Regions from separate parts of the Homo sapiens genome. Here regions 2, 3, 4, 5 and 6 are each linked to region 1. The links are chromatin contacts, found by Hi-C or POLR2A ChIA-PET in ENCODE. All regions are on one chromosome and are shown on one strand. The core of a region is the stretch at or near the end of the contact, and the rest is flanking DNA. Distances in the headings are between cores, read along the strand shown. Region 1 holds the start of SMARCC1 (SWI/SNF related BAF chromatin remodeling complex subunit C1). Region 2 overlaps ZNF589 (zinc finger protein 589). Region 3 overlaps KLHL18 (kelch like family member 18). Region 4 holds the start of ZNF589 (zinc finger protein 589). Region 5 holds the start of CDC25A (cell division cycle 25A). Region 6 has its middle 76 kb from the start of CDC25A.

Region 1 (5,218 bases), core at 827-3,326:
TTCTTTGTTAAAGCTTCACTGAATTTAAGACCCAAAGCATTGGCTAAAAGGAATGTAATAAAGAAGAATTAACCAATATTTTCATAACATATTCAATTCCATTAGCCACTTCTGGAAGCTCTATTACTTACATTTAAAAAGTGACCAATTTATCACTGTGTAAGAAAGGGCAATATTACTAAAAATCTACAGTCTAAATGTAATTTCAGAGGAGGAAAAGTCCAGACACCTAAAAATATAATTACTGTCTCTCACTTCCTCAAACTTCAGATAAGAAATGTAATTTTTCTAGCTGACCTTCAAAAACAAGAAAGAAAGAAATGATCATTTCTGGGTCTTTGGTTTTTTTTTGTTTTTTTTTTTTTTTTTTTTTTGGAGACAGTCTTACTTTATTACCTAGGCTGGAGTGCAATGGTGCAATCTCGGCTCACTGCAGCTTCTGCCTCCTGGGTTCAAGAGATTCTCCTGCCTCAGCCTCCCGAGTAGCTGGGATTACAGGCATGTGCTGCCACACCCGACTAATTTTGTATTTTTTGGAAAGACGGGGTTTCACCATGTTGGTCAGGCTAGTCTCGAACTCCTGACCTCAGGTGATCCACCCGCCCGGCCTTCCAAGCCGCGCCCGGCCAGAAATGGTCATTTCTGAATGTACCACGTGTAATGCCAAAGGAACCCAAGATCCCTGCCCATGCCTAATAACTGCCAAACACTGACAGGCTTCACTGAGCTGCTGAGGCCAAAAAAATAGGTTCCTAAACTAGTTTATGTTTTCATTCATTCAACAAATATTTACTAAGCAGCCACTAAGGGTAAGGCAATAAGTATCAGCCACGTTCCCGGATACACTGCAGTGAACAAAGCCCTTGCTTCAGTGCTATGATTCTCAATAGGAGAAAGTACAGAACTAAAGAGGGTGATAGGAAAACTTCAGAGGCTGGGGAGCCTTTTCGGCTACCTGCTTCATTACACCCTTTAAGGGAGTCCTCCTGAATATTTACACAAAAGGGAAGTTGGAAAAAAAAAAAACATTTGTTATAAACAAAGGATTAAGTCAAAACTTTGAAAACTACTGACTCGGCGGAACTTCCGTTCCAAAGGTAGGAGAAATCAGTAAATGAATAATTTCAAAATGTGGTAAACACTACGAAGAAAATAAAGGTGACACAAGAAAAGTGCTCTAATAAAAACTGGGTTCTTGGGGAAGGCCTCCCTTTAGAACACTTTACGTACAAGCGACCATCAACTCTCACGCCACACAGAACCAGAAGCACGATGAGGTAGAACCGTCGTTAATAGTTCTCATCCATCCTAGAATTCATATTGCCTGTTATTAATTAACGAATACAATCATCCCAGTCGTTTAGCAATTCAACAACAGGTAGCAAACCCCCTCGAGACTTTGAATACGCTCTAAACAAAACTTGAAGCTGCTTTTACCACGCTTGCTCGGTCTTTAGGGATCATTGTTCACACACCTAAGGCAGCTGACAAAAGAGAGAGAGTCACACTCGCTTAGTGGCTGAGCTCGACCTGCTCTGGCACACGAGACTGAGCAGGGGCTTTCACCATGGGTGCGTAGGCTCAGAGGAGAGAGCCCCGAACCCCAGTCAGGCCCCGGGATCGCGGGCGCCCAGAGCGGGCGGCGGGGGCGTGGCGGGCCCGGCGCCTGCCTTTGTTGTCCCTCGTGGCGTGCGGGGGGGAGGGGCGGCCCGAGGCCCGCGAGGCCAGCTGCCGCCTCCGGCCCCGGTCGCGTGGTCTCCCGGCCCCCACGGGCGCGCGAACCCACCTTCTTGTAGTGCTTGCCCAGCCAGACCCGCACCGAATCCAGCTGGGACACCGTCTCCGGGCTCTCCCAAAACTTGGTGGCCGGGCCCCCATCCTTCCGTCGATAAACAGCTAGGCCTGCGGCTGCCGCCGCAATCCCCGAGCCCGTGGCGCCTACCGCTGTCCCCGGCCCGCCGCCGCCCGCCGCTGCGGCCATCGTCGCAGCCCGTCGTCCCCACAGCCTGGCCCACCCCGGCCCTCGCGGTGTTTCCCGGTCGTTCCCGCGCGCACCCCCGCGCGCGTAGCCGCCACTGCCGCTTCCCGGCCCCGCCCAGCCAACCCTCTTCCGGCGCGGACGCCCGGCCCCGCCCCATCTGGGAACTGGCACTGTATCTGACGCGAGCCAGCGCACGCGCATGCGTAGCACTCGTGCGGCCGTGCCTTGGAATAGCACGTCCTGCGGCCTCAGCCGCCTCTTCCGCCATCCTCCGTAGGCTGCATTCTGCCCTAGTGAGCGCCGGTTTTTGAGCCTTGCTCTTCCCTCGCTACCGACGTCGAATCATTATGCGGTCAACAACCGCAGGTGGGTTATGTGTCATAGCCCGCCTCCGCTGGAGGGAAAAGGCCTGGTGCGAGAAATGCCCAAGGGAAAGCCTGTCTAGGGTATCGAGTGCTGGCCGAGGGCCCTGCACCCGGACTGGGACTGCGCCGGGCCCCGCTTTCCCTCAGGCCCTCCACCCCCAGCGGCCCGGCGGCATTTGTGAACAGCCATCTGGGACTCCCACGCCTAGGCTTTTCGGCTTCACAGACCTTCCACTCCCTCAGGGGTCCAGCCACAGCGGCTCATTCCTGCCCCAGGGGCCCTTGCACTGGCTCTTTCGAGACCTCAGCAGGTCTTCCCTTCTGATTTGCACTTACGAGACGCGTTCAGATTCACTGCTTCAAAGGACTTCAGAAAGTAGTTGTCAGATCTTAACAATCTTGAACAACTGTTCACACCCATACACTTTCTGCATAGCGCTCACCACGACCCGGCGTTTCTAGTTTCTCATTTACCTTCCACATAAATTACATGAGAACCTAATCTTAACTTGTTCACAGGTGTATCCTGAACACCTGAGACAAGGAACAGATGTACAGTAAATACTTGATGAGTTAATGAATGGCCCACATAGAAGCCGAAAATTTTTAAATTATTAACAAGGTATATTGGCCGGGTGCGGAGCACTTTGGGAGGCTGAGGCGGGAGGATCAATTGAGCCCAGGAGCTCTAGACCACCACACCCATCCCCGTCTCTACAAAAAATACAAAAATCAGCCAGCGTTGTGTTGCAAGCCTGTGGTCCTAGCCTCTTGGAGGGCTGAGGTGGGAGGATCCCTTGAGCTGGGGAGATGGAGGCTGCAGTGAGCTATAATCGCGCCACTCACTACACTTCAGCTTGGGCGACAGAGCGAAACCCTGTTTCAGAAACATAAAAAGTATGACTGGCCATAATGGAGTTGTGAACATAATGCTATATGATCGCAGAGAAGCAAGTAACTAATTGCTTGTGAGAACGTGACTAACTGCTGGTAAGTTTCTGAGATCTTTTAAAAATGAGGGTGTGTACATGTTTTCAGGATCTCCTGAGGGCTGTGTCACGGACAGTAAAATATATTAAATAAAAAAGTTAATAGAATGTGATCAAGAGGGCCAGGCGAGATAGCTCACGCCTGTAATCCCAACACTTTGGGAGGCCAAGGCAGACTGATCACGAGGTCAGGAGTTCCAGACCACCCTGGCCAACATGGTGAAACCCCGTCTCTACTAAAACTACAAAAATTGGCCAGGTGTGGTGGTGCATGCCTGTAATCCCAGCTACTCGGGAGGCTGAGGCAGGAGAATTGCTTGAACCCAGGAGGAGGTGGAGATCGCAGTGAGCTGAGATCACGCCACTGCACTCCAGCCTAGGCGACAGAGCCAAACTCGTCTGAAAAAAAAAGTTTTTAATTTGAAACTTTCTCAGATTTAACAGAAAAGTTGCAAATATAATACAAAGAACTTTTCCTGAATCATCTAAGAGTAAGTTGCTGACATAATACCCATCACTATCAAAAAGTTTAATGTGTATTTTCTACAGACAAGTATAGTCTATATATTCTCTTACATAATCACAATACAATCATTTATACCAGGAAATTAACACTGATGCCATCCCCAGACCCCATTCAGGTTTTTCCTATTGCACCATGAAGTCCTTTATAGCAAAAGTTTCCAGTTCAAAATCACACTTTGCATTTAATAAAGTTTCATCTCCTTCAATATGGAACAGTTCCTTAGTCCTTAAACCTTAACAACATTGATACCTATGAAGATTACAAGGCATTTATTTTGTAGAATGACCCTCAATTTAAGTTTGTCTGATGTTTGTATCTTTGTGTTCTTTGCATTGCATTCTATCAGGTGGTGCATAATTTCATTTCTCCTGTTACATTGATGACAGAGTATCATCCAGGTTTCTCTACTGCGAAGTTATTCTTTTTGCCTTTGTAATTAATCACTATTTTCTATGGAGGTATTTTGTTTTTTTGCTTTTCGGGGGTTTTTTGAGATAAAGTCTTGCTTTGTCACCCAAGCTGGAGTGCAGTGGTGTGATCATGGTTCACTGCAACCTCCACTTCCTAGGCTCAATTGATCCCTTTGTGGAGGTATTTTGAAAGTATATTGGCCGGGCGCAGTGGCTCACACCCGTAATCCCAACACTTTGGGAGGCCAAGGCAGGCAGATCATGAGGTCAGGAGTTCGAGACCAGCCTGGCCAACCTGGTGAAACTCCATCTCTACTAAAAATACAAAAATTAGCCGGGTGTGGTGGCAGGCATCTGTAATCCCAGCTACTTGGGAGGCTAAGGCAAGACAATGGCTTGAAACCGGAAGGTGGTGGATGTTGCAGTAAGCCAAGATCTCGCCACTGCACGCCAGCCTGGGTGGACGAACGAAACTCCATCTCAAAAAAAAAAGAAACTTGTTTCTAGAGTATAGAAAGAGCTCTTACAACTCAGTAATGAAAAGACCAGTAACTCAGCTGACCAATTAATCAATAACCCAATGGAATAAACTTGATACATGCAACACTGGGGAGTCTTACCCAAGTTATATGGGTAACTATATATATATACCCAATGTATAGTGTATGATTCAATATACGTGGAGTTACAGAATAGGTTAAACTGAAGTGTGGTTGCCTCTGGGGAAGTGAAGGGGCATGAGAGAACTTTCTGGGGTGATGATAATAAGCTGCAGTTTGATACAGATTTGTATTACACAGGTGTCTCCATACCAACTTATGGAATGATATGCAAGAGTTGTGGATTTTACTGCATGTAAATTTTACCTCAAAAGAAAAGAACTCTAGGAGCTGGCCATGGTGGCTGAGTCAGGAGGATCGCTTGAGCCCAGGATTTCAAGTCCAGCT
Region 2 (5,218 bases), core at 2,004-4,503, 490 kb after region 1:
GCTGGTCTTGAACTCCTGACCTCATGTGATCCACCCACCTTGGCCTCCCAAAGTGCTGGGATTACAGGCATGAGCCACTGTGCCCGGCCTTTTTTTTTTTTTTTTTTTTTTTTTTTTTTGGAGACAGAGTTTCACTCTTGTGGCCCAGGCTGGAGTGCAATGATGGGATCTCGGCTCACTGCAACCTCCACCTCCTGGAATTGAAGCAATTCTCCTGCCTCAGCCTCCTGAGTAGCTGGGATTACAGGCCGGCGCCACCATGACCGATTAATTTTTGTATTTTTAGTAGAGACGGGGTTTCACTATGTTGGCCAGGCTGGTTTCGAACTCCTGATCTCAGGTGATCCCACCCTCATTGTTCTCCCAAAGTGCTGGGATTACAAGTGTGAGTCACTGTGCTGGCCAGAAGAATTTTAACCAAATGTGTAGACCCATGGATTCATTCCATCCTATGCAGAGTCCTGGTCTTCCATATTTAATTAGCACAAATGCCATAAAACTGCCTTCCTACTATTTAGTAGTTCTCCCTGTGAACTATTCACTAAAGTTTCTTTACTATTCATTCCCTTGCCTGACGATTAAATAAACTCAAAATTTTTATTTATTTATTCACTTGTATTAAGTTCTGATGGTCTTTATTACCTGAATTTGGATTCTAAGCTCTATTATTATTATTATTATCCTTAATAATAATAATAGACCCCATAATAAATATCACTCACTATGGGCCCAGCATTGCGCTTTGTGCTCTGTAGGGCTTTACATAAAGACCAAATGTAATGCTGGTATTATTTCATAGATCGGGAAATTGAAGTTTAGAAGGATTAGTAACTTTGTGTCCACAGTCATAAAGTAAGAAAAGACAAGACAGGGTTCAGGATGCCAAAATATGTGTTCCTAAATACTCTAAATACACCACAAATAACTCTGAACTTTTTAAAGGTCTATGTTCTATAAATAATGAGATCCTTGCTACTTTGACTAGGCCTTTGAAGAAAAGAAGCCAGTGAGAATTAAGCCCCCTGACATAGATGCAATACCTCTTGGGAAAGCTAACCACCTTTGGCCTTTGAACTACATCTAGGGCCAGGAGTGTTCCAGGCTTTGACTACTCTAGGCTTGCAAAGCTGCCATCCAGACATCCTGATCATCAGATTCCCAGACACCCAGCCCAACTGCTCCAACTCTCTCAGGACAGGAAGAGGGATGAGGACTAGCTAAGCTATGCTGCTCCAGAGGAGCTACTGAAACCAGGACCCCCATCCATCCAGAAGAAATGAAGCCCTGGAATCATAGAGTGCTGCCCTAGAATCAGGAATCGAAGAATGTGGTGGTGGGAGTGGGTGACTAAAGCCAAATAGGGCCGGGCGCCGTGGCTCACGCCTGTAATCCCAGCACTTTGGGAGGCCAACCAAGGCGGGCAGATTGCCTGAGCTCAGGACTTCAAGACTAGCCTGGGCAACATGGTGAACGCCGTCACAAAAAAGTTCCTGTTGTTTCCCATGATTAGATTCAGATTATACACTGCACTCCATTTTTACTTATTACATATTTTACTTTAATCCAAAAAAACCCACAGCCGAATCTATTCTATATATTATCGCAACAGAGAATCTTCCAAGTAGGCATCCAGACATCCTCAGTGTTGTAAATATCTACAATTATACTAAAATTATCCTCTACCATAATCACATAATGCCATAAGCATTTGTTTCCACTGAGAGAACAGTCTTTATGACCTATACGGGAATGCTCTTTGTGACTTTTCCTTTGAGAAGAAAGGATGGATTGAGATAGGAGTCACTTAGTCTCGATGTCCCCCAATGTAGAATGCAGTACAGAATAGTATTGAAGAATGTGCATAGGAAGCCTTCATTTGAGTTTCCCCACTCATAAGTAGATATTTACTAGAGGAAGATTACATGCCAAGTTCTACCAGAAGTGAGGATTCATCAGTGGAGAAGACAGGCACAACTGACTTAAAGAAGGCTGGCTCTTGGTCCTCCAATCCAAGACCTGCTCTTCCCTGTTTTCCACAAGTCGGCAAATACAGTAATGTTACCATTTAGCTGCACTTTCCTAAGAAATATCAAAATTAAATTGCAACTGTTTCTAACCAGCTGAAGATAACAAACAACCATGAACTTTTTGTAATCCAGGAGGCCAGACCCTTTATCAGCCTAACTGAAGACCCTTGCCTAACTAATAAATAGAAGAATTTTTTTTTTTTTTTGAGACGGAGTCTCACTCTGTCGCCAGGCTGGAGTACAGTGGCATGATCTTGGCTCACTGCAACCTCTGCCTCCCGGGTTCAAGTGATTCTCCTGTCTCAGCCTCCCGAGTAGCTGGGACTACAGGCGCCCGTCACTCCACCCAGCTAATTTTTGTATTTTTAGTAGAGACAGGGTTTCACCATGTTGGGCAGTATGGTCTCAATCTCTTGACCTCGTGATCTGCCCGCCTCCGCCTCCCAAAGTGCTGGGATTACAGGCGTGAGCCACTGTGCCCAGCCCTTTGTATTATTCATATTCTTGCAACTTTTCTGTATATTTGAAATGATTTCCAAATCAAAAGTTTGAAGAGGTTGAATGAAAATATAGGTCCTGCACAGCACATCTTGGGGAGAAAGACTTTAATCATTGAGAATGATTAATGGGCCAGGTCTTATCATAAAACAAGAGCCCAGTCAGCCCTTCCTATGACTCTTCTGACTGGAAACTTTCTTTCTTCAGCAGAATCAAAGCCAGAAGTCCATACCTGCCCTTCTTGCCCTCTGGCCTTTGGCAGTCAGCAGTTCCTCAGCCAAGATGAGCTACACAATCATCCTATTCCAGGTTTCCATGCAGGAAATCAACTCCACCCAGGAAATCCCTGCCCAGAGGATCAGCCACAGTCACAACATCCTTCTGATAAAAATCACAGGGGGGCTGAAGCAGAAGATCAACGAGTGGAAGGAGGCGTCAGACCCTTGTTTTGGAGTACAAATGAAAGGGGGGCTTTAGTGGGTTTCTCTAGCCTGTTCCAGAGACCACCAATAAGCTCTTGGGGAGGCAACAGAATATTAGAGATACAGCTCAGTCCAGCCCAGAATGCAAGCTCTGAGGAAGTAGACAGAATTTCCAAGAGGGCAGAAACCCCAGGGTTTGGAGCAGTCACGTTTGGGGAGTGTGCACTAGCTTTTAACCAGAAGTCAAACCTGTTCAGACAGAAGGCAGTCACAGCAGAAAAATCTTCAGACAAAAGGCAGTCACAGGTGTGCAGGGAGTGTGGGCGAGGCTTTAGCAGGAAGTCACAGCTCATCATACACCAGAGGACACACACAGGAGAAAAGCCTTATGTCTGCGGAGAGTGTGGGCGAGGCTTTATAGTTGAGTCAGTCCTCCGCAACCACCTGAGTACACACTCCGGGGAGAAACCTTATGTGTGCAGCCATTGTGGGCGAGGCTTTAGCTGCAAGCCATACCTCATCAGACATCAGAGGACACACACAAGGGAGAAATCGTTTATGTGCACAGTGTGTGGGCGAGGCTTTCGTGAAAAGTCAGAGCTCATTAAGCACCAGAGAATTCACACGGGGGATAAGCCTTATGTGTGCAGAGATTGAGGCCGAGGCTTTGTAAGGAGATCATGTCTCAACACACACCAGAGGATACATTCAGATGAGAAGCCTTTTGTTTGCAGAGAGTGTGGGCGAGGCTTTCGTGCTAAATCAACTCTCCTCCTACACCAGTGGACACATTCAGAGGTGAAACCTCACGTGTGTGAGGAGTGTGGGCATGGATTTAGCCAGAAGTCGTCGCTCAAATCACATCGGAGAACACACTCAGGGGAGAAGCCTTATGTGTGTGGGGAATGTGGGCGGGGATTTAGCCGGAGGATAGTCCTCAATGGACACTGGAGGACACACACGGGAGAGAAGCCTTACACGTGCTTTGAGTGTGGGCGAAACTTTAGCCTCAAGTCCGCTCTTAGTGTACATCAGAGGATACACTCTGGGGAGAAGCCTTATGCATGCACGGAGTGTGGGCAAGGCTTTATCACGAAATCACAGCTCATCAGACACCAGAGGACACACACAGGAGAAAAGCCTTATGTCTGCGGAGAGTGTGGGCGAGGCTTTATAGCTCAGTCAACCCTCCACTACCACCGGAGTACACACTCCAAGGAAAAACCTTATGTGTGCAGCCAGTGTGGGCGAGGCTTTTGTGATAAATCAACTCTCCTCGCACACGAGCAGACACATTCAGGGGAGAAGCCTTATGTGTGTGGGGAATGTGGGCGGGGATTTGGCCGGAAGATACTCCTCAACAGACACTGGAGGACACACACAGGAGAGAAACCTTACGCATGCATCGAGTGTGGGCGAAACTTTAGCCACAAGTCCACTCTCAGCTTACATCAGAGGATACACTCGGGGGAGAAGCCTTATGCATGCGTGGAGTGTGGGCAAAGCTTTAGGAGAAAGTCACAGCTCATCATACACCAGAAGATACACTCGGGGAAAAGCTTTAGAGGTGCAAGGAGTGAGGATGTGATTTTAGCAACAAGTCAGCCATCAGCCACACCAGCGGAAATGCTTAGGGAGAAGCCTTGTTTGTAAGGTAATGTGGACAGAGCTGTACGTGGACATCATTACTTGTCACGTGTCAGAGGACACACTCGGGAGAAACCTTCATGGAGTGAGAGTAAGGTGTTGGCTGGAAGTGGCCCCTTAAGAGATACTTGGAGTCAAATCTATCCACTGTACGCCCACCCCACTCTTGTTCTAAGAGCTTTGGGGACAGTCTTTTGACCCCTTACATTCCTTTAGATGTGAAGATGACAGAGATCTAACTTCTGAGAGCAGAGGTGTCAAGTGACGGTCCCCTTGGAGGAATGGTCTTTGCATCTGACTACTTCCTTCTGCAACTGTGTTCTTCCATTAGCTTCCATGACACTCTCCTGCTTTATTTTTTTCTACATCTCTAGCCTTTGCTGTTTCCTCTCCTACCCCACCTTTAGATTTTACTCAGAGTTCAGTCTCCAGCCCTACAATCTGAGGGACACCTTTACCAGGTCCCCTTCCTAACCCTCCAGTCCCAAATCCAAGATTCTTTAACCACACTCTAAAAGTTCTTCAGACTCAGGACTTAAACATAGCCACGCCACCTTGGCCTTCAATGACAGGGATCTAGCAATGCTGCATCATCAGCCTTCCAATACCAGGTTTAAGGGTATT
Region 3 (5,218 bases), core at 714-3,213, 460 kb before region 1:
AAGGATGGTGGAGTCTGTGCTATTTTCAGGTGATCAGGGAAGGCACCTGTCATGGGGTGGCATTTGAGCTGAGACATCTTAATTGAAGTGAGGGAATGAGCCATCTGGGGGAAGAGCCCTCCAAACAGGGAGCAGTCATTGCAAAGGCCCTGAGGTAAGAATATGTCCAGAATGTTGGAATCAAGTAAGAAAGGGAGAAAGTGGAGGTGAGGAGGATAGATAGATGGAGAGGGACCAGAGCACATACAGCCTTATAGCTGGAATTTGGATTTCATTTTCAGTGTGAATTGAAAGCAGAAAAAATGTCAGAAATCTCATTCTAGAAATTTACCCCAAAGAAATAATTCAAAAACGTTCTAACAGCAATAAGATGGTAATGGCTATTATGCTTACCAATAAAGGAAATAAATGATAGCATATTTGCATGTTGAAATATTATATAGCAGCCACTAAAAACAATAAACATGAAGACAGTGTACCAACATGGGAAAGGCTTGATAAGTATTTTATGATTATATCCATATAATTCATGCATGTTGGCGATCAAGGACTAAAAATGAATGTAGAAAAATGACCGCTGTTGACTTTTTCAGTAGTGAAATTGTAGGTGATTGTGTTCTCTTTTTTAGAATTTTCTGTAGGGCAATGAAGACAACTTGGTAGAATGAGTTTTAGGCTGTGGTGAAGTAGTTACTCCATTAGATAGATTCTCAAAGGGCCTGGGCTAAGTAATGTCAGTTCAGTTAGGGCCTGAGTCTCCCGTGGGCCAAGACTCGTCTCTGAAAGCACCTCACAGCTTTCCCTCTTTCCTCTAGTGCCCTGGAGGCTCTGATCAACTTTGCCTACAACGGCAACCTTGCCATTGACCAGCAAAATGTCCAGTCATTGCTGATGGGGGCGAGCTTCCTGCAGCTGCAGAGCATCAAAGACGCCTGCTGCACATTCCTTCGAGAACGGTGAGGTGATGTGGTGGGCCTGGTGGAGAACATGACTATTTCATTTCTGGAATCTTCTGCCAGTTTGCTGAGTTCTTGGGACCATATATAGGTTTATGAAGGGAGTGAGCTGGAAAGGTTATTCTGCAGCACTTACATTTCTTGAAATCAGTTTGTAGCAGTGCCCACTTCTTTGAGATGAATTTTTTCAGAACATGATTTACATAGTCCAGCCTGCCCTTTCCCTTGGCTTGACATGTACATCTTCTGTTCCTCCCCCTCCGATCTCACCAGCCACTAATTTAGCTGATTTCTCACCAAACTGATTTGTGCAGTGCTCCTCTACTGTTCCATAGCCATCTCCATCTTTGTTTAGGTACTTTGCTCTCTGAATTTCTTTTCTTTTCTTTTTTTTTTTCAAGACAGGATCTTGCTCTGTCACCCAGGCTGGAGTGCAGTGGTATGATCTCGCCTCACTGCAACCTCTGCCTCCCATGTTCCAGCAATCCTCCCACCTCAGCCTCCCGAGTAGCTGGAACTACAGGCACGTGCCACCACACCTGGCTAATTTTTGTAATTTTTTTGGTAGAGATGTGGTTTTGCCATGTTGCCCAGGCTGGTCTCAAACTCTGCCCACCTTGGTCTCCCAAAGTGCTTGGATTACAGGCATAAGCCACTGCTCCCAGCCCTCTTTGAATTTCTTGACCTTCCTTTTCATACTTCAGTTATTTAAGAGCCTACCCAAATTTCACTTACTGGAATTCTCTATCCTCCTTAGTCCATTGGGAACTATCATTGTATGCACTTTTATGGTTGGGACCATGGATTATACCCCCACCTATTTCCAGTGCTTGGCAGTAGGCCTCGTGGGTCTCCTGTGACCTTCTGCCTGAGCAGTTAAGAAGGCTCTCCCTCCCCCTCAAGAGCCAGAGCTCTTAGTCATAAGGTAAAGGCCTTTTAACCAGCAGAGGCTTGGGGATGTGGGTTAGTGCTGGGCCACAGACAGGCAGGAGGACCCCAAACAGCACCCCTGTGTCTATGGTGCTTCACACACCCAGCCTTCACCTGAGCCTACTCTGATCACTAGGTATCTGGTCTGTCAGCATTCCTCCTGACTCAGATCTGCCCTCCGAACCTCATCCCCTCATGGAGCTGACCTCCCCTCCCCTATTCTCACTCCACCTATCCAGTTCAGTTAGCAGCTTATGGACCACACCCGCTGTCTGTTCATATCCTGCCCACACGGTGCTCATGGTCATCACACTGAGTACTGCTGTGTGTACAGCTAATCAAATAACCGTGGTAATGATGCCTAAGATTTAGTGGGGAGCTCATCTGCTGAACACTGGGTAAAGGGTTTCATCCTGAGGTAAGTGGTGCTGTTCGCAGTTTTATAAAGACCTTGTAGTAAGAGTAAAGCTGCGGAACCAACCTTGTCCCTGCTGTGGGATGCCTTCTGGGGCAGGCCAGAGGGTGCATATGGAGATGTGAGGAGCACACACTATCTTTCCTGCTCGTTTGTGAGCTTTTTAAGACACAGACTGGACTTAGTTCACCTCTTTTTCCCACAGAACTTGGAAAATGACTTCCTTTTTTCTTTTTCTTTCTTTCTTTTTTTTTTTTTTTTTTTTTTTTTTCTGTAAGGTAGAGCCCCAGGCTTGGAGGCCTTGGGCTTTACCACTGCTGAAATGACTCTGTGGCTAAGTAGGATTAATCCTGGAAAGGATTGTTGACGAGCCTCGAATCTTCACCAATGGACAACAGCTCCACCTAGGGGGCTTTTGAGATTGTCACTGTCAACACTGGATCCAGGCTATGTTGTAAAGTACTGTTATCTAAAAGTTGCTTAGAAAAGTGATTTTTAGGCCAGATGAGGTGGTTCATGCTGTAATCCCAGCATTTTGGGAGGCCAAGGCAGGAGGATTGCTTGAGGTTAGGATTTCCAGACCAGCCTGTATGGCAGAGCAAGACCCTGTCTCTACAAAAAAAAAATTTTTTTAATTAGTCAAGTGCAGTGGCTCACATCTATAGTCCCAGCTACTGGAGAGGCTAAGGTGGGAGAACTGCTTGAACCAGGAGCCCAAGGCTGCAGTGAGTTACAATCACCTTACTCCAGCTTGGGCAACTGAGCAAGACTCTGTCTCTAAAAACTAAAAAGAAAAAAGAAAAGTCATTTTTAGGCCAGTGCAGGTTTGCATGCACCAGTAGCATTTTAGGAATAAGTACTTACGCATAAACCTGATGTTTTGAGCCTATCTTTGACATTTTTTCATTCAGCCCTTCAGGACCCTTTCTGAGACCTAAACCTATACCTCTCCTGTTTCCTGCCACAGACTCCAGAGCCATGGCCTGCTTTCTGTTTTCTCACCAGTAGTTCCTATTATTGTCTCTGTTCCTTGGAATGATTCTCCCTGAGCCTCGCTACAGAATGTGATGGTGTCTCCCAGCTCCCCACTTCGTATGTGCCCTTGAAGGTGCATCATTTTCTTTTTTTTCTTTTTTTTTTTAAGGCGGAGCCTTGCTCTGTGAGACAGAGTGTCACTCTTGTTGCCCAGGCTGGAGTGCAGTGGCGCGATCTTGGCTCACTGCAAGCTCCGCCTCCTGTGTTCACGCCATTCTCTCGCCTCAGCCTCCCAAGTAGCTGGGACTACAGGCGCCTGCCACCACGCCTGGCTAATTTTTTGTACTTTTAGTAGAGACGGGGTTTCACCATGTTAGCCAGGATGGTCTCGATCTCCTGACCTTGTGATCCGCCCGCCTCAGCCTCCCAAAGTGCTGGGATTACAGGCGTGAGCCACCACGCCCAGCCGAGGGTGCATCATTTTCAAGATTTGATTGCCAGCGACTTGAGGAAAACCATTCTGAGCACCAGTGGAAAAGATATGTGACAGCACAGAGAAGCCACAATGCCATCAGAGTTCTTAAAGCCACAGTTCCTGAGGCTGCTCAGTCTATTACATCTTCAGCCCGCTGCTTTTTTTCCCCCTGAGGCTGGGGTTGACTTTTTCTGGTGGCCCTATTTCCGGCCTTCAAATGTATGGGCCTCCTTGCTTTTAGGCAAGCACTGGAGCTGTGTATTTTCTTGCTTTTTTTTTTTTTTGAGATGGAGTCTCACTCTGTCACCCAGGCTGGAGTGCAGTTTCGTGATCTCGGCTCACTGCCACCTCTGCCTCCCGAGCTCAAGCATTCTCCTGCCTCAGCCTCCGGAGTAGCAGGATTACAGGTGCCTGCCACCATGCCCGGCTAATTTTTGTATTTTTATTTATTTATTTATTTTTGAGACAGAGTCTTGCTCTGTCGCCCAGGCAGGAATGCAGTGGCATGATCTCAGCTCACTGCAACCACCACCTCCCAGGTTCAAGCGATTCTCCTGCCTCAGCCTCCGGAGCAGCTGGGGCTACAGGCGTGTGCCACCACACCCAGCTAATTTTTGTATTTTTAGTAGAGATGGGGTTTCACCATGTTGGCCAGGCTGGTCTTGATCTCCTGACCTCAAGTGATCTGCCCACCTCGGCCTCCCAAAGTGCTGAGATTACAGGTGTGAGTCACCACACCCAGCCTTGGAGCTGTGTATTTTCTGAAATTCTCTCAGAGGTAGATTGGTACACCAAATGCGTCAATGAACCACGTCAGTAACCTGTTTAATTCAAGTCACCGCTTCCTGCCTCTGATAAAGCATTATGTCTTATGCTGTCTTCTTGCTTCCAAAGTCAAGCTGTGTCAGCAAGGAAGAAGGTTGTGATGTGGCTAATGAAAGACGTGGGTCTCCATCAACCCTGTAGCTGTAGGTTTATTTTCCCTCATATCTCCCTCCTCCTCTTGCATGGGCCCCTTTCCTGTGTGGCCGCTCTCCTTCCTTTTCCCCCACTAATTGCCTCACAAACAGGCTCCCCACGTCCCCCATCCTCTTGGATGTAAAAGCCCAGTTCAGTTAAGAAGGTGTGTTTTGGCTGGGTACGTTGACTCACGCCTGTAATCCCAACACTCTGGGAGGCCGAGGCAGGGTGGATCACCTGAGGTCGGGAGTTCGAGACCAGCCTGGCCAACATAGTGAAACCCCATCTCTACTAAAAATACAAAAAACTTAGCTGGCTATGGTTGCAGGCACCTGTAATCCCAGCTACTCGGGAGGGTGAGGCAGGAGAATCGCTTGAACCTGGGAAGTGGAGGTTGCGGTGAGCCGAGATCGTGCCATTGCACTCCAGCCTGGGCAACAAGAGCGAAGCTACATCTCAAAAAAAAAGAAAAAAAAAAAGGAAGGTGTGTTTTGGCCGGGCGTGGTG
Region 4 (5,218 bases), core at 879-3,378, 460 kb after region 1:
AATACAAAATTAGCCGGGCGTGGTGGCGCATGCCTGTAATTCCAGTTACTCCGGAGGCCGAGGCAGGATAATTGCTTGAACTCGGGAGGAGGAGGTTGCAGTGAGCCGAGATCGCACCATTGCACTCCAGCCTGGGCTCAAAAAAAAAAAAAAAAAAAAACCAACCTTGGCCGGGCGCGGTGGCTCACGCCTGTAATCCCAGCACTTTGGGAGGCCGAGGCGGGTGGATCATGAGGTCAGGAGATCGAGACCATCCTGGCTAACAAGGTGAAACCCCGTCTCTACTAAAAATACAAAAAATTAGCCGGGCGCGGTGGCGGGCGCCTGTAGTCCCAGCTACTGGGGAGGCTGAGGCAGGAGAATGGCGTGAACCCGGGAAGCGGAGCTTGCAGTGAGCCGAGATTGCGCCACTGCAGTCCGCAGTCCGGCCTGGGCGACAGAGCGAGACTCCGTCTCAAAAAAAAAAAAAAAAAAAAAAAAAAAACCAACCAAAAAAAAAAAGAATCCAAAAATATTAGCGGGGTATGGTGGTGCGTGCTTGTAATCCCGGCTACTCAGGAGGTTGAGGCAGGAGAATCGCTTGAACCCAGGAGAGGGAGGTTGCAGTGAGCCGAGATGGCACCACTGCACTCCAGCATGGTAGACAGAGTGAGACTCCGTGTTCTTTTCCCTAAAAAAAAAAAAAGAGTAATTGGGGAAGTTGTGCTTCAAAAGAGTAATTGGGGAAGTTGTGCGTCTTAGGGCCTCTGGAATAATGGCTGGTAATATTTAGAATTCCAGCCCTTCTCATCCTAATTTGGTGGCTGGTGGCCTTTCATTCATTTTACAAGAACAGTTTAGCCCTTGGGAAGGGCTATTATTTAAGCTATAAACTGAATTCCTTCCCAAGGCTACTTTGGCCTATGCCCAGAAGTGGACAAAGACAGTTTAGAGGTTGAAAGGAAGATGAGGTGGGTTAGATCTGATATCTTTTACTGTCATTGATAAGGCTCTGATGACTGGAGGAACACCAGGGTCCTTGGTCTCTGATAGGCTTAATAACACAGACACACGTGGAGTGGTTTTAAGGAGCGAAAAGTTTAATAGGCAAGAAAGAAGGAAGGAAGACGAAAACAGCTCCCCCATACAGAGACAGAGGGAGCGGGGATTCCAACAAAGAGAAAGCGCCGTGTGCGGAAAAGTGGCTGCTTATCTGAGGATGCTGGAGGAGGCGGTGTCTGGTTTCCATAGGGCTCAGGGGATTAGTTTGATCAGATGTGTCATTTATGTGGCAGCCAAAAACCTGGCCCTCCCACCCTAGCTTTTTAATATGCAAATGTAGGGCTCCATGAAGTTCTACACACGTGGGAATATGTGGGGGGTGGCCATGTTGCCAGGCACATGTCAGGGCAAAGAAAAGGACGGCGGGAATCGCCATGTTTGGGTGCGTCCAGTTTCTAATGGCCTGTATTTCCATATCAAAGCTTGCCATCCTGCTCTAGGAGCCCAGGCTTTCCTGCTAGACAAGAAACCTTTCTGGAGCTGCTTTAAAAGAAACAAAAACTTCCCAAGGACCCCTTTCCTTCTCTATCTGCTTAAAATAATTTCTTAATAACTCCTATAACATCATAATTTCCTTAGGTATAATTTTGCAAAGGCGGTTTCAAAAGCTCTTTGGGGTCCTCAGTAATTTTTAAGAGTGTAAAAGGATTTTAACAACAACAAGTTTGCGAACCACTGTCCTTGAGAAGCTCTCCATGGATGCGCATGAGTCTGTCCAATTGGAGTCCTGGTGTATTTCTACATTAGATACCACACAGCAGTGAACACACAATGAACAGGTCAACACGTGTCATTATAGAACTGCGCAAAAGAGCTAGTAGCAGGCATTGTAAGTGTATTTATATAATGTTTACAACCATGGAAAACAACACTATATTTTGCTTATGGGTACCTGTGGTAAGCACAACCCCAAATATTGCGGCCGAGGGGGACCTAGAAGGTCAAAGTGCGCCTCAGCATTTTCTCTCGCCCTGCACAAGCCGCATTTCGCCCCGAGAACTACGCTTCCCGGCAGGCTGCGCGCCGCGCGGTGACGCACTTCACCCAGTCCTGCTTCTTTCTTCTGGCGCCGCCAGTGGCCCGCGGTGCGCATTCTAATCCGTTTCACACACGGTGCTGCTACCTCGTTTGCTTCGTGCGTGCGTGCGCGCGCAGATGTGGGCCCCGCGGGAGCAGCTACTGGGCTGGACTGCGGAAGGTGAGTCGGGGCCGCGAGATCGCCTCCCCCATTCGGTGCTCCAGCCGCAGGCGCCGCGCAGGCGTCGGCCGTATCCACCAGGGATGCGCGTGGGGTGCGAGCTGTGTGAGGCGCTGACTACCCCTACAGCGGCTCTTACTCCCCTGGGGGGCCAGGTTCCTCCCTAGGTGTCCCGTACAGTCTCCACGGTGCTCACTCCACGACTCTTCACCGGGCATCCTGCACTTGTGCACTCCGGCAGTCATTGGCCATAAATGGCTGCTGAGCATTTGAGATGTGTGGAGTGCAACTGAAGAACAGCATTTTGTATTATTATATTATATCATATTTATTTTGAGACGGAGTCTCGCTCTGTCGCCCAGGCTGGAGTGCAGTGGCGCGATCTCCGTTCACTGCAATCTCCGTCTCCCGGGTTCAAGCAGTTCTCTGCCTCAGCCTGCCGAGCAGCTGGGATTACAGGCGCCCTCCACCACGCCTGGCTAATTTTTGTATTTTTAGTAGAGACGGGGATTTCACCATGTTGGCCAGGCTGGTTTTGAACTCCAGACCTCGTGATCCGCCCACCTCGGCCTCCCAAAGTGCTGGGATTACAGGCGTGAGCCACCGCGCCCGGAGTATATTATATTTTTATATTTTTTGAGTCGGTCCGGAGTGCAGTGGCGGGATCTAGGCTCACTGCAGCCTCCGCTTTCCCAGGCTCAAGTGATTCTCGTGCCTCAGCTTCCGGAGTAGCTGGGATTACAGGCGGCGCCTCACCACCCCGGCTGTTGTATTTTTAGTAGAGAGGGGATTTCGCCATATTTGCCAGGCTGGTCTCGAACTCCTGGCCTCAAGCAATCCACCCACCTTGGCCTCCCACAATGTTGGGATTACAGGTGTTAGCCACCCCACCCGGCCCAAAAGACTTTTTTTTTGGAGACAGAGTCTTGCTCTGTAGCCCAGGCTGGAGTGCAGTGGGCGATCTCTGCTCACTGCAACCTCTTTCTCCCAGGTTCCAGCGATTCTCCTGCCTCAGCCTACCAAGCGGCTGGAATTACAGGGACACGCCACCACGCCCGGCTATTTTTTTGTATTTTTAGTAGAGGCGGGGTTTCATCATGTTGGCCAGGCCGGTCTTGAACTCCTGACCCCAGATGATCCACCTGCCTCGGCCTCCCAAAGTGTTGGGATTACAGGTGGGAGCTACCACACCCGGCCCCAAATGACTTTGGATGTAACAACAGGAACAGTCTAGAACAGGGCTGGGCAAATTTTTTTCTGTTTGGTTTTTTTAGAAACAGGGTCTCCCTATGTTGCCCAGGCTGGTCTCCAACTCCTGGGCTCAAGGGATCCTCCCGCCTCGGTCTCCCAAAGTGCTAGGATTATAGGCGTGAGCCACTGCACCTGGTCTTGCAAACGTTTTCTTTTAAGGGCCAGGTGGTAAATGTTTCAGGCTTTGTAGGCCACACGGTCTTTGTTACGACTAGTGGTCTGCTGTTGTGTGAAAGCAGCCAAAGACCATAGGTAAACGAATGAGCATTGCCGTGTTCCAATAAAACTTTCTTTATAGACATTGAAATTTGAATTTTGGCTGAGTGCAGTGGCTCACGCCTGTAATCCCAGCACTTTGGGAGGCCAAGGCAGGAGGATCTCTTGAGCCCAGGAGTTCAAGACCAGCCTGGTCAACATGGCAACACCCCATCTCTACTTTAAAAATAAAATAAAATAAAATAAGCTGGGTGTGGTGCCGTACACCTGTAATCCCAGCTACTCTGAGGCTGAGGCGCAAGAATTGCTTGAACCTTGGAGGCAGAGGTTTCAGTGAGCCGAGATCGCATGACTGCACTCCAGCTTGGGTAACAGAATGAGACTCTAAAAAAAAAAAAGGAAATTTGAATTTCATATATAATTTTCATTATTATGAAATATTCTGTTTCTGATTTTTTTTTCAGCCAATTAAAAATGTAAAAACTGGCCCAGCATGGTGGCTCACGCCTGTAATCCCAGCACTTTGGAAGGCTGAGGCTAGGATCACTTGAGCCCAGAAGTTTGAGACCAGCCTGGGCAACATAGTGAGACTTCATCTTTGTGTTAAAATTTTTTTTTTCTGAAGTAAAGACTATTCTTAGCCTTTGGGTGGTATAACAACAGGTGGCAGGCTGGATTTGGCTTGTGTGTAGTTTGCCAAGCCATTGTTCAGCATGTAGCTGTTTGTCCTGTGTGGGAGCCCTTGTGCCTCCTTCCATCCACTCTTTGAGGGTGGTGGGCTTTGTCTCTGCCTACTGTGCCAAGACCAGTTCAATTGGATAGCAAAGCTAAAGAAAGTAAAGACAATGGACCGGGCGCGGTGACTCACGTTTGTAATCACAGCACTTTGGGAGGCTGAGGCGGGTAGATCACCTGAGGTCAGGAGTTCGAGACCAGCCTGGCCAACATAGTGAACCTCTATCTCTACTAAAAATACAAAAATAGCTGGGCTTGGTGGTGCGCGCTTGTAATCCCAGCTACTCAGAAGGCTGAGGCAGGAGGTGGAGGTTGCAGTGAGCTTAGATCGCGCCACTGTATTCTAGCCTGGGCACCAAGAGTGAAAGTCTGTCTCAAAAAAAAAAAAAAAGGCAGTAACACTAAGTTGAACTTTAGAAGGATAATAACTTTTCCCTCTTGTCATGAGTGGCAAAGAAGATGTTTTGTGGTCACAGAGCTAGAAAGGTTCTTTGACTTGCTTAAGTGCTTCCCAGATGTGTCCAACATGGGCGGAGGCACATCGTGAGGTCCTGGAGTGTGCCTGTGATTCAGCACCTGTTCCCTTTTTGGAGGACTTATTTGCCTCTCTGAAGGATTTGCCTGTGAGTGGTCTCATGCTGGGGAGAGGCACCTAAGGAGTCAGGGCAGAGTCAGGACTCAGGAGGTAGGATCCCTTAGTTCAGCTGTGTGAGGTTACTCTGTGTCCCTCATTTTTTTCCCACCTGCTCAGTGGGATCAGAACCACCTGTCCCTCTG
Region 5 (5,218 bases), core at 1,433-3,932, 410 kb after region 1:
AGGAGACACTGTTCAGCATTACTAATATGCCAGCTCAGATGACGCAGACCCACCCACCCATAGCTCATGTGTCTATACAGCCTTATGGAAAGTGAGGTGTTACAGCCCTTGCTCACCACACTGCTACAAGTGATAATCCTATCCCCAGTTCTATATTAAATTACATTCTACATACAGAAGCCTACATTACATTTTAAGACTTGCTCTTGCAGTTCCTTTAACCTAAAGGATCTTTGCACCAATGGTCTTATCTGTACAAATACAGATAAACTCTGCAGTAATATGAATTCATGAAGAATGAAATGCACTGGCAATTTCCTCCATAGCAGCATCACTGAAATGATTTCATGACACTGTACTTCCAATCATTTGATCCTGTATTTTAACCAGTAAGATTGCCTGAATGCCACTTACAGTGGTATGGTGAATTATACTTTACTACCCATCCTTCAAGGGCAAGCACACACCACCTCCTTATAGACATTTGAAACCTATTTCCTTTCTTCATAAACAGCCACAAGGGCTCCTTTGTATTGTTCTCAATAATGTTTATCACCGGGCGCGGTGGCTCACGCTGTAATCCCAGCACTTTGGGAGGCCGAGGAAGGCGGATCACCTGAGGTTGTGAATTCGAGACCAGGCTGACCAACATGAAGAAACCCTGTCTCTACTAAAAAATACAAAATTAGCCGGGTGTGGTGGTGCATGCCTGTAATCCCAGCTACTCGGGAGGCTGAGGCAGGAGAATCACTTGAACCCGGGAGGTGGAGGTTACAGTGAGCTGAGATCATGCCATTGCACTCCAGCCTGGGCGACAAGAGCGAAACTCTGTCTCAAAAAAAAAAAAAAAAAAGTTTATCACCCAATGCCATGACTTCCTCAAGTTCTCACCAAAACTAACCTCCTGGGTGAAAAGGCATGTTTCAGGAAATTCAGAGTATTGCTCCCCACACAGCAGACTTAAATACCTGAATCTGTTGACTCGGAGGAGCCCATTCTCTGCAGATTACTGTTGTTCTTCACCTCCAGTGGTTGCTCATAATCACTGAAACCAACAGAAATAAACCATGAATGATTTATAGGATATAATTAAAAGGTCACATGCAGGAGATAGGCCATGAGATTAAGAAGCAGCCAGGCTGCCAGAAACCATTTCTAGGCCACACCACAAGTGGCAAAGATCCCACTTTGCCACTCTGAACACCCAATTAGCACTTGGGCAAAGGAGAAAAAAGGAGTGGGTGGGCATGGCCTTGGACCACATTGCAGGTTATGATGGCTATGGCAAATGTTGGGGTATTTCCTAAAATAAAAGCATGTGTTCTAAGTACTGAGACAGAGTCGGGATGAAAGTTGAACAGGACACTTTCTGCTTTTCAGAAGTTGGGAAACGCACAAGACATGTGCTTAGCAAACGGGATGCCAGAGATTGAAGGGAAAGTAGCTCTTCCGCGGGAAACACCGTGGGATGCATTTTTTGCTATCAGGAAAAGCCCAGGAAGCTTTCTGAAAGTTGGGTAAAAAGACCTGGCCTTAGGAAAGCAGCAGAGTGGACATCAGGAATGTGCACAGGGCGAGGGACTGAGATGATTTTACATAAACGCCAGGAAAGAAAATGCCATGGTCCTTTGTTGAGAAGGAACAAAGATCACAGCAAACGAAGATCCTGAGGATGGTTTAGCAAAGGGTGAAAGTGAGTGCCTAGAAGAGCCTGATTTTCCCCGCGGGGGTAGATTCCAAAGAGCTTCCAGGGATAGAGATAGAAGGAGAGTACGGAGCAATCCGAAAGGGGTGAAGGTGGGCCTGGCTCGGGCTTAGGCCCAAGGATCTCCACCTCTTCCCCTGGAAGGTCCCGACGGCCTCTCCCGCCCAACATTCCGCCCGGGCGGGGGTGCACATGGCAGGCCCTAGCCCGGCTGTCCCCGAGCGGCGAACCCGGACGGACGGGTCTCGCCCTTCTCCCGGTCCGTTTCCTGGCCTGATCTCTCCGAGGCCGACACCGAGGCCAGGGGCCCGGAGCACCGCCCGCCGGTCTCTCCTTACCTGCCCAGACCCTGCAGCTGGTCCATAGTGACGGTCAGGTTGGTGACAGGCGACAGTCCCCCGGCGGCTGAAGCGCCAAATAGCGCCTTCACGACGGGCTGCGACGCGGGAGGGGGGCTGCAGGCGAAGAGCAGGCGGCGGCGGTGCGGGGGCTCCGGGCCCAGTTCCATGGCGGCGCCCGGCCTCGCAGAGCTCCCGCTCCCTCTTCCTCTGCCTCCGCCGCGACCGCCCCGCCCCGCCGACACCGGCCTCGGCCGCGCGCCACCGGCGCCCGCGGGTCAAACACAAACACGACTCCGCGGTTCAGGGACGCGGCTGCCGCGGGCAAGCGGCGCGGCCGGGCGGGTGTGCGGACCCTCCAGGCGCCAGCCACCAGCCACAGGCACGGGTGCTTCCCTCTCACACCGCGAGGCCAGCGGGCGGGCGGGCGCCGGCAACCTGAAGATTAAATCCAAACAAACGTGGCGGGTCGGCAAGAGAAGCCGGGCGAGAGCCTCGAGGCAACGGCCCAGGCTCACGCTGTCTTCGCTGTTCTCCCACCCGCTTGCCCAGCTCCGGGTAGCAGAAAACCAAGCCGACCTACACCTCTTACCCAGGCTGTCGCAGCCAGGCCGGCCTTTCGCGGTAATAGCGGCTCAGTGGGGCCAGCTGCTGCCCCGCCCCCCTTTCCTAGTTGGCGCCAAACGGAATCCACCAATCAGTAAGCAACTTCTCCTCCTCTCAACCGAATGGCAGCTAGGCTGGGCCAATGAGAGGGGAAGAAGAAAGCGGCTCGCGGGACTCTGCCAGGTCATCGGCTCTCAGAAGGGGGCGGAGCCCAGAGCAGAAGAGCGGGGATCAAAATGAGAGGGGGAGCAGAGGTCAATGAAAACTCCCAGCAGAACCTGCGAGGCGCTGCTCGCGGCTGAAAGGCCCCTTTGCCCCGTCGCATGCTGGGAAGCGTAGTTCCCATCGCGAGCTGCCGTCCAGTTAGCTTCGGCCCCCTTTGGGCCTCCGCTACCTCGCCCCCAGCCGGGCGCCCCACACTCTGAGGCAATGTGGAGGCTAAGGAAGACCTGTGGAGGTCTGGCCGGATCCAGCCTTGGCTCGGCCTCTAACCGTGCAGTATTGTGGACCCCTTTCTTCCGCCCCGGGCCTCCAGGCCCCATTTTATAATGAGGGAGGGAATGCAATGACCCCCAGGACTGGACTCGACCACCAGGGCCCAACTCTGGAGGGCTCACAGACCCTGGGTGCTGCTGGCCTCATGGGATTTGAACCCCGCAGTACAACCTGTGCTGTGGGCCTCAGCATTTTTTGCTCACTTCCATTCTAGCCCTTATTGGATGCTCTTAGAATCATTTCTTTCTTTCCCACCACTTCTTAGCCCCCTGGGAGCTCCTAGAGAGAAATAACAGCAAACACAATAATAGCAAATAATAGCTAAAGTTTACATAATGCTTATGCACTTGACACTGTTCCCAGTGTGTTAATCTGTATTAATTCATTTAATCTTTACAACTCTGTGACATAGGAATTATCCCCATTTTCTAAGTGGGCATATTTACTTTTACAGCGCCGAACCTGTGGCAGCTCCTAGACGGATTTTGAGGGCCATAAGTGCATGATTTAATTGCAACCTACTGCTGGGCTTAGTGGCTCACGCCTATCATCCCAGCACTTTGGGAGGGCGAGGTGGGAGGATTGCCTGAGCCCACGAATTTGAGACCAGCCTGGGCAACAAAGTGAGACACCCCCTGCCCCCCACTCAAAAAAAAAAAACCCTACAGTTTGAAAAGCCATGCTGGACAGGTGGAAACCCCAAACCTTTGGCCCCAACACCAGACCCTTCACAGTGAGGAACCTCTCTCTCAGGATTCATCTCCTTTTCTGTGCACCAGTGCTCCACCACCCAGGAACCTCCCTTCCCTCCAGAAACCCCAGGCTATTTAGGCCTCTCTGCACAGTTCACATGGTCTGTGGTCCCACTGTTTCAAATAGTTCTCCCTGTCGTATCTCTGAATACTTTCCTCTCCTCCTGTGTTTTATGTGGTTTAATACTTGGCTCAACAGGCCGGGAGCGGTGGCTCACGCCTGTAATCCCAGCACTTTGGGAGACCGAGGCGGGCGGATCACGGGGTCAGGAGATCGAGACCATCCTGGCTAACATGGTGAAACCCCGGCTCTACTAAAAATACAAAAAATTACCGGGCGTGGTGGCGGGCGCCTGTAGTCCCAGCTACTCGGGAGGCTGAGGCAGAAGAATGGCTGAACTCGGGAGGCGGAGCTTGCAGTGAGCCAAGACCGAGCCACTGCACTCCAGCCTGGGCAACAGAGCGAGACTCCGTCTCAAAAAACAAAAACAAAACTTGGCTCAACATTCCTGTTACTGCATTCATTCATTCAACATATGTTTATTTAAGGATTACTAGAACAAATTCAGTGCTTGAAATAATACCACAATCCCTGCTCTCAGGGAGCTCTGGTCCGCTGAGCATAAAGCTCCTTCTAATAATGGAATTATTACCATGACAATAGCTGTGGTTTGTGGAGGGATGGTGGGCACCTAGAGGAGGGGCGGGGACTGGGGAAGGCAGTACGGTGGGGGGCACGTCCTAAAGGAGATTAAAACTAAAGGTCAAGGTTGCTGGAGAAGGGGAGCTTGGGGCTGGTGGGAAGTGCTTTCTAAGGAAACGGCCCTCGGCAGCCAGGAGGTGAGGAGGAACGCCGTACTTGCCGGGAGCTACTCCTGAGTTGATCCAGTCGGTTCTAGAATGGGCACATGGGACTGGCTGTGAGGGACAGTTCTTGAAAGGATTGGAGTTTGCTGAAGAGTTTGGCCTTATCCTGTGGACAGTGGAGGGTGTGTGATAACCGGATCAGATTTGCTTTAGGGTGGATCAGTGGAGGAGAGTGGGGAGGCCTGAGGAAAAAGGAGGTGGCTGTCTCAAAAGTCTGGGAGATTCTGAAGCAAGGTGGGGGCCTTGGAGACAAAGGAAGGGAATGATTCTGTGAGCCCTGAAGGAGGTAGATCTCATCAGATTTTGATAATTGAGAGTTAAGATTGTAGGGGGCTAGAGGGAAGGGAGGAGGCTAGAATGATTCTTAGGTAATGATTCAAGTACCTGGGTGGATGTAACATTTCAACAATTGGAGGCATACTTCTTGGAGGAATTTGATGAGCTCAGTTTTGTGC
Region 6 (5,218 bases), core at 1,259-3,758, 330 kb after region 1:
TGGGATTACAAGGTGTGAGCCACTTAGCCCTACCCTATAAGATTATAATACTGCATTTTTGGCCAGGCACGGTGGCTTAAGCCTATAATCCCAGCACTTTGGGAGGCCAAGGCAGGTGAATCGCTTGAGGTCAGGAGTTCGAGACCAGTCTGGCCAAGATGGTGAAACCCTGTCTCTACTAAAAATACAAAAATTAGCTGGGCATGACTGCAGCTGCCTATAATCCCAGCTACTTGGAAAACTGAGGCACGAGAATTACTTGAACCCAGGAGGTGGAGGTTGCAGTGAGCTGAGATTGTGCCACTGCACTCCAGCCTGGAATAGAGCGAGACTCAGTCTCAAAAAAAAAAAAAGATTATAATACTATATTTTTACTGTACCTTTTCTATGTTTAGATATGTTTAGATACATAAATATTTACCAGGTGTTACAATTGCCTATAGTATTCAGTGCAGTAACACGCTGTACAGGTTTGTGGTGTAGGAGCAACAGGCTACATCCTGTACCCTGGGTATTCTAGGTATTTAGTAGGCTGTATCATCTAGGTATGTGTAAGTACACTCTATGGTGTTCGCACAATGATGAAATCACTTAGTGATGCATTTCTTAGAACACATCCCTCTTGTTAAGCTAAGTAAAACTGTATTTGGTCTTTATCCCACTTTTCTGGCATACAACTCCTAAAATTATTGGAATTCAGAGTGGTATCTTTTGTACACTATTAAGTTGCCTGGTGGCTGGCAGCCCCTAGGTAGCTTCAGGATGGGGGCTAGTAACAGCGAAGACCAAGGCAGATTAGAGGGTTGTAACTTTTCAGCACCACTCCCCAACCTCCTGGGAGAGGAGAGAGGCTGACAGTTAAGTCGATCACCAATGGTTAATTATTTAATCAACCATGCCTATGTAATGAAGTCTCCATTAAAAATCCAAATGAGGCCAGGCACAGTGGCTCACACCTGTAATCCTAGCGCTTTGAGAGGCAGAGATGGGCAGATCACTAGAGCCCAGACATTCAAGACCAGCCTGGGCAACATGACGAGACCATCTCTCTACAAAAAAAATAAATACAAAAAAAATTAGGCTGGGTGCAGTGGCTCACGCCTGTAATCCCAACACTTTGGGAGGCCAAGGAGGGTAGATCACCTGAGGTCAGGAGTTCGAGACCAGCCTGGTCAACATGGTGAAACCCCATCTCTACTGAAAATATGAAAAATAGCCAGGCGTGGTGGTGCATGCCTATAATCCCAGCTATTCAGGATACTAAACCTTCAACATATGGGATCTGACTCTATCTCTGGGTAGATAGTGCCAGAATTAAACTGAATTGGAGGACATATAGCTGGTGTCCACAGCTGAAGGACTACTTGCTTGGTGTGGGGGGAAAAACTCCCGTACACTGGTCACAGAAGTATTGTTGACTGCTGAGTAAGAGAATAGGAAAAATCACTTGGTTGTTTTTTTTTGTTCCTCCACCTATAATGTCATGTTTGGTGTCAGAAGTGGGATTTACTACACCAGCCCTGCTCATGGAAACATGTAGTTTGGGAAGAAAAAGGATAAAGGGTGGGAGGTGAGGAACTTTTGATTCCTGGGTGGCCGTGTGGTCCCCCATGGTACGAAGTATCAGCTGTGCTACAATCAGTTACAAAAGGTAAAAGTTACCAATAAAATTTAGAGATGGATCCAACTCCCAGGGAGTAGGTTTACCAAATGGATAAAGAAATGCAAACTAGGCTGGGTGCAGTGACTCACGCCTGTAATCCCAGCACTTTGGGAGGCCGAGGCGGGAGAATCACTTGAGGTCAGGATTTCCTCAACACCAGCCTGGGTGACATGGTGAAACCCTGTCTCTAATAAAAATACAAAAATTAGGTCGGGCACGATGGCTCATGCCTGTAATCCCAGCACTTTGGGAGGCTTCAGCAGGCAGATCACCTGAGGCCAGGAGTTTGAGACTAGCCTGACCAACATGGAGAAACCCCAACCCTACTAAAAATACAAAGTTAGCCAGGCGTAGTGGCATGCGCCTGTAATCCCAGGTACTCAGGAGGCTGAGGCAGGAGAATCGCTTGAACCCAGGAGGTGGAGGTTGCGGTGAGCCGAGATTGCACCATTGCACTCCAGCCTGGGCAACAAGAGCAAAACTCTGTCTCAAAACAATGACAACAACAACAACAAAAATACAAAAATTAGCTGGGCATGGTGGTGCGGGCCTGTAGTCCCAGCTACTTGGGAGGCTAAGGTGGGAGGATCACTTAAGCCTGGGAGGTGGAGATTGAAGTGAGCCTAGATTGCACCACTGCACTCCAGCCTGGGTGACAGAATGAGACCATGTCTCAAAACAACAAAAAAGAAATGCAAACTAATAAGAAAAAAACACAAAATTTCAATTCCTTGTTTACTGTTATATATAATAGCTAAAAATGAAAGTAAAAGGGAGTTCTGGGTCAATCTTGATGCTAGACTAAGTTTAGCTTTCAGTTAGTCTGAGCTTTGGCCACAAGCCACAAAGCCTCCCCCAGAAGGGAAAAATTATAGAGAGACAACAGAAAGTACCTCTAAGACCTGTGGTTACCAAAAAGGCAGTCAATGCGGGGAAGCAGCAAAACCAAGATACTGTGAAAACTAGAGGGATAGTATGAAGGAAGCGTTTCATTTTGCAGATTGGTATCATCAGGCTCCTGAGGAGGCTTTACTAAAATGGATTTTGAGAGCAACAAATTTAGGAGCAGTATCTTTGGTTTGAAGTGCTGCAGAGTGAAAGAGCATGTTTGGGTTGATACAGGACCCACAGCTCACTATGGAACAATCACAGATAGCTCTACGACACACAGACACATAGGAGGTTATTCCCAAGGGAACAGCCAGCCTGATGGACTGGATAAAAGCCATGGTAAGGTCTGTTTACCCTGCAAAGGGGGACTGCCTGGCTCCACCTACAAATGCCAAATAGAACACTCAGATGAAGCAGCTGATATACTTCATATGCAAGCCATATGGGACTGGCTTTAGGATAAATGACATATTCACTCACTTAATATTGCCAAGAACCCTTTAATGGGAACCCCAGCCCCCTAAAATAACTATATTGCTGCAAAAGGGAAAGACAATTCGGGAAGCCTTATCAAATGTACTGTCTCAGATTCCCCTCACGAGTCTTTCAGATGCTAATAAAAACACTACGTTAGCCATTGTTTCGGACAAAGCTCCTGCACTAGGCCCCAAAAGACCAGACTAAAAACTAAAATGGGCCGGGCAAGGTGGCTAACGTCTGTAATCCCATCACTTTGGGAGGCTGAGGCTGGCGGATCACCTGAGGTTAGCCGGGCATGGTGGCGGACACCTGTAGTCCCAGCTACTCGGGAAGCTGAGACAGGAGAATTGCTTGAACCCGGGAGGTGGAGGTTGCAGTGAGCCGACACTGCGCCACTGCACTCCATCCTGGGCAACAAAAGTGAGACTCTGTCTCAAAAAAAAAAAAAAGGAAAAAACTAAAATAGAATTACTCATGCTAAAATTATATGTTAAGAAACCAAGCTGTTTACCTGACCTTCTGAGAAATCAGAAGAATGAGAGATAATAGCCAAATTCCAAAACAGGCCAGTTTTATGTAACATGATGATGAAGTTCCCTCTGTGTGTGTTTTTTGTTTTTTTTTTTTTTTAGACAGAGCCTCGCTCTGTTGCCCAGGCTGGAGTGCAGTGGCGCGATCTCAGCTCACTGGAACCCCTTCCTCCCAAATTCAAGCTATTCTCGTGCCTCAGCCTCCTGAGTAGCTGGGGCTACAGGCACGTGCCACCATGCCCAGCTAATTTTTTGTATTTTTAGTAAAGACAGGGTTTCACCATGTTGGCTAGGCTGGTCTTGAACTCCTGACCTCGTGATCCACCCACTTCGGCCTCCCAAAGTGCCGGGATTACAGGCGTGAGCCACCACACCCAGCCCCACAACTCCTTAGCTTAACATGGAGACTCCCTTCTATTGATTTCTGGTCTTTAGATAAACTCTCAAACTCTTTTAACCAATGGCAAATCAGAGACTCTTTGAAGTCCATTTATGACCTAGACTTGGAAACACCCGCCACTTGAAGATGTCCTGCCTTTCCAGACCAAACCAATGTACATCTTACATGTATTGATTGATGTCTTCTGTCTCCCTAAAATGTATAAAACCAGTCTGTAGGCCGGACGCGGTGGCTCACGCCTGTAATCCCAGCACTTTGGGAGGCCGAGGTGGGCGGATCACGAGGTCAGGAGATCGAGATCACCCTGGTTAACACGGTGAAACCCTGTCTCTACTAAAAAAATACAAAAAATTAGCCGGGCATTGTGGTGGGCGCCTGTAGTCCCAGCTACTCGGGAGGCTGAGGAAGGAGAATGGCATGAACCCAGGAGGCAGAGCTTGCAGTGAGCTGAGATTGAGCCACTGCACTCTAGCCTGGGCGACAGAGCGAGACTCCATCTCCAAACAAACAAACAAACAAACAAACAAACAAAAAAACCAGTCTGTGGCCTGACCACTGTAAAAACTAAAGGTTCCTCTTCAAAGACTTTCCTCCCCATTTAATTAGGAATAAATAGTAACTTCTCTTAGAAGCAAAATTTATTCAAAGACCTGTGCTAACATTCTTAAATATCTGCTAGCCATGATAAAGAAATCAATGTACTTTATGTTTTTAGCTTCCAAGGTGTTTTTACCTTTCTTAGCATTCCACAAGTTACTTTCTCCTTCCTTTGTTCTCCTCTACCTTTGCCTCTTTTAAAAAGTTCTAAGTTGCTAGCCAATCAGGACAAATACAGAATGTGAGGTCCCGTTCCAGCCAGTGGAAACCAGACACAGCAGTAGGGTGGATGTGTCAGGTTATAAATGACCCTGTCTCCTTTGTTCAGTGTACTCTCGTGGCAAAACTGCTGGTGAGTGTACCCTTTCTGCAGGAAGTAAAAATGGCCTTACTAAGGAAATTATATTTATGTTCAAGTGCTATTTCTTTACGGCACTGGGAAACAAGCATTTCAAATGCCACCTTGGGCACATGTTCTCAGGATCTCCTGGGGCTCTGTCATGGCCCATGGTCACTCATATTTGGCTCTGAATAAATCTCTTCAAATATTTTACTGAGTTTGACTCTTTTCTTTGACAGTACCCTTAAGATTTGTTTATTTCTTTTTCTTTTTCTTTTTTTTCTTTTTTGAGATGGAGTATCACTCTTGTCGTCCAG

The links. Hi-C counts contacts between places; a loop is a spot of excess contacts on that map. ChIA-PET counts read pairs that join two places held with the same protein, here RNA polymerase II (POLR2A). Pooled maps may share reads with other maps.
Region 2: a pooled map shows a loop between it and region 1 (7-fold over the local background). The contact joins the enhancer-like site here to the promoter of SMARCC1 in region 1. A Hi-C loop is called at or near these places in 4 of 50 pooled maps. POLR2A ChIA-PET finds 5 or more read pairs at or near these places in 2 of 52 experiments (K562 and endothelial cell of umbilical vein).
Region 3: a loop to region 1 is called in a map of PC-9, with 13 times the contacts of the local background. The contact joins the enhancer-like site here to the promoter of SMARCC1 in region 1. A Hi-C loop is called at or near these places in 1 of 168 maps with a recorded cell type or tissue (PC-9), 1 of 37 single-sample maps with no recorded cell type and 2 of 50 pooled maps. POLR2A ChIA-PET finds 5 or more read pairs at or near these places in 1 of 52 experiments (AG04450).
Region 4: a pooled map shows a loop between it and region 1 (7-fold over the local background). The contact joins the promoter of ZNF589 here to the promoter of SMARCC1 in region 1. A Hi-C loop is called at or near these places in 8 of 50 pooled maps. POLR2A ChIA-PET finds 5 or more read pairs at or near these places in 3 of 52 experiments (K562 and activated T-cell).
Region 5: a pooled map shows a loop between it and region 1 (12-fold over the local background). The contact joins the promoter of CDC25A here to the promoter of SMARCC1 in region 1. A Hi-C loop is called at or near these places in 1 of 37 single-sample maps with no recorded cell type and 10 of 50 pooled maps. POLR2A ChIA-PET finds 5 or more read pairs at or near these places in 4 of 52 experiments (HEK293, OCI-LY7, WTC11 and 1 more).
Region 6: a loop to region 1 is called in a pooled map, with 5 times the contacts of the local background. The contact joins the enhancer-like site here to the promoter of SMARCC1 in region 1. A Hi-C loop is called at or near these places in 2 of 50 pooled maps. POLR2A ChIA-PET finds 5 or more read pairs at or near these places in 2 of 52 experiments (GM12878 and WTC11).

Annotation. Positions count from the first base shown.
Region 1 is chr3:47,779,817-47,785,034 of GRCh38, forward strand. SMARCC1 (SWI/SNF related BAF chromatin remodeling complex subunit C1) reads right to left here and starts at 2,077. Exons shown (of 28, transcript NM_003074.4): 1 at 1,787-2,077. The coding sequence starts at 1,981. RefSeq lists silencers at 1,551-1,790, 1,971-2,190, 2,601-2,650, 2,761-2,820 and an enhancer at 2,023-2,317.
Region 2 is chr3:48,265,183-48,270,400 of GRCh38, forward strand. ZNF589 (zinc finger protein 589) reads left to right here. Exons shown (of 4, transcript NM_016089.3): 4 at 2,733-5,218. The coding sequence ends at 3,604. Among named protein-coding and RNA genes, the nearest start is that of ZNF589, 27 kb to the left of the region's middle. Within about 2 kb of position 3,254, at least 11 of the 41 ENCODE cell types and tissues checked have a DNase peak (open chromatin) inside an H3K27ac peak, as active enhancers do.
Region 3 is chr3:47,321,753-47,326,970 of GRCh38, forward strand. It overlaps KLHL18 (kelch like family member 18), which reads left to right. Exons shown (of 10, transcript NM_025010.5): 3 at 816-956. Among named protein-coding and RNA genes, the nearest start is that of KLHL18, 41 kb to the left of the region's middle. RefSeq lists a silencer at 1,967-2,261. Within about 2 kb of position 1,964, at least 5 of the 41 ENCODE cell types and tissues checked have a DNase peak (open chromatin) inside an H3K27ac peak, as active enhancers do; they include PC-9, where a contact is called at or near this core.
Region 4 is chr3:48,238,976-48,244,193 of GRCh38, forward strand. ZNF589 (zinc finger protein 589) reads left to right here and starts at 2,129. Exons shown (of 4, transcript NM_016089.3): 1 at 2,129-2,239. The coding sequence starts at 2,197. RefSeq lists enhancers at 1,284-1,578, 1,896-2,813, 2,004-2,298.
Region 5 is chr3:48,185,735-48,190,952 of GRCh38, forward strand. CDC25A (cell division cycle 25A) reads right to left here and starts at 2,683. Exons shown (of 15, transcript NM_001789.3): 1 at 2,044-2,683; 2 at 969-1,045. The coding sequence starts at 2,213. RefSeq lists an enhancer at 1,768-2,396 and a silencer at 2,140-2,349.
Region 6 is chr3:48,110,128-48,115,345 of GRCh38, forward strand. No RefSeq gene overlaps it. Among named protein-coding and RNA genes, the nearest start is that of CDC25A, 76 kb to the right of the region's middle. RefSeq lists enhancers at 3,266-3,767, 3,768-4,267. Within about 2 kb of position 2,509, at least 4 of the 41 ENCODE cell types and tissues checked have a DNase peak (open chromatin) inside an H3K27ac peak, as active enhancers do.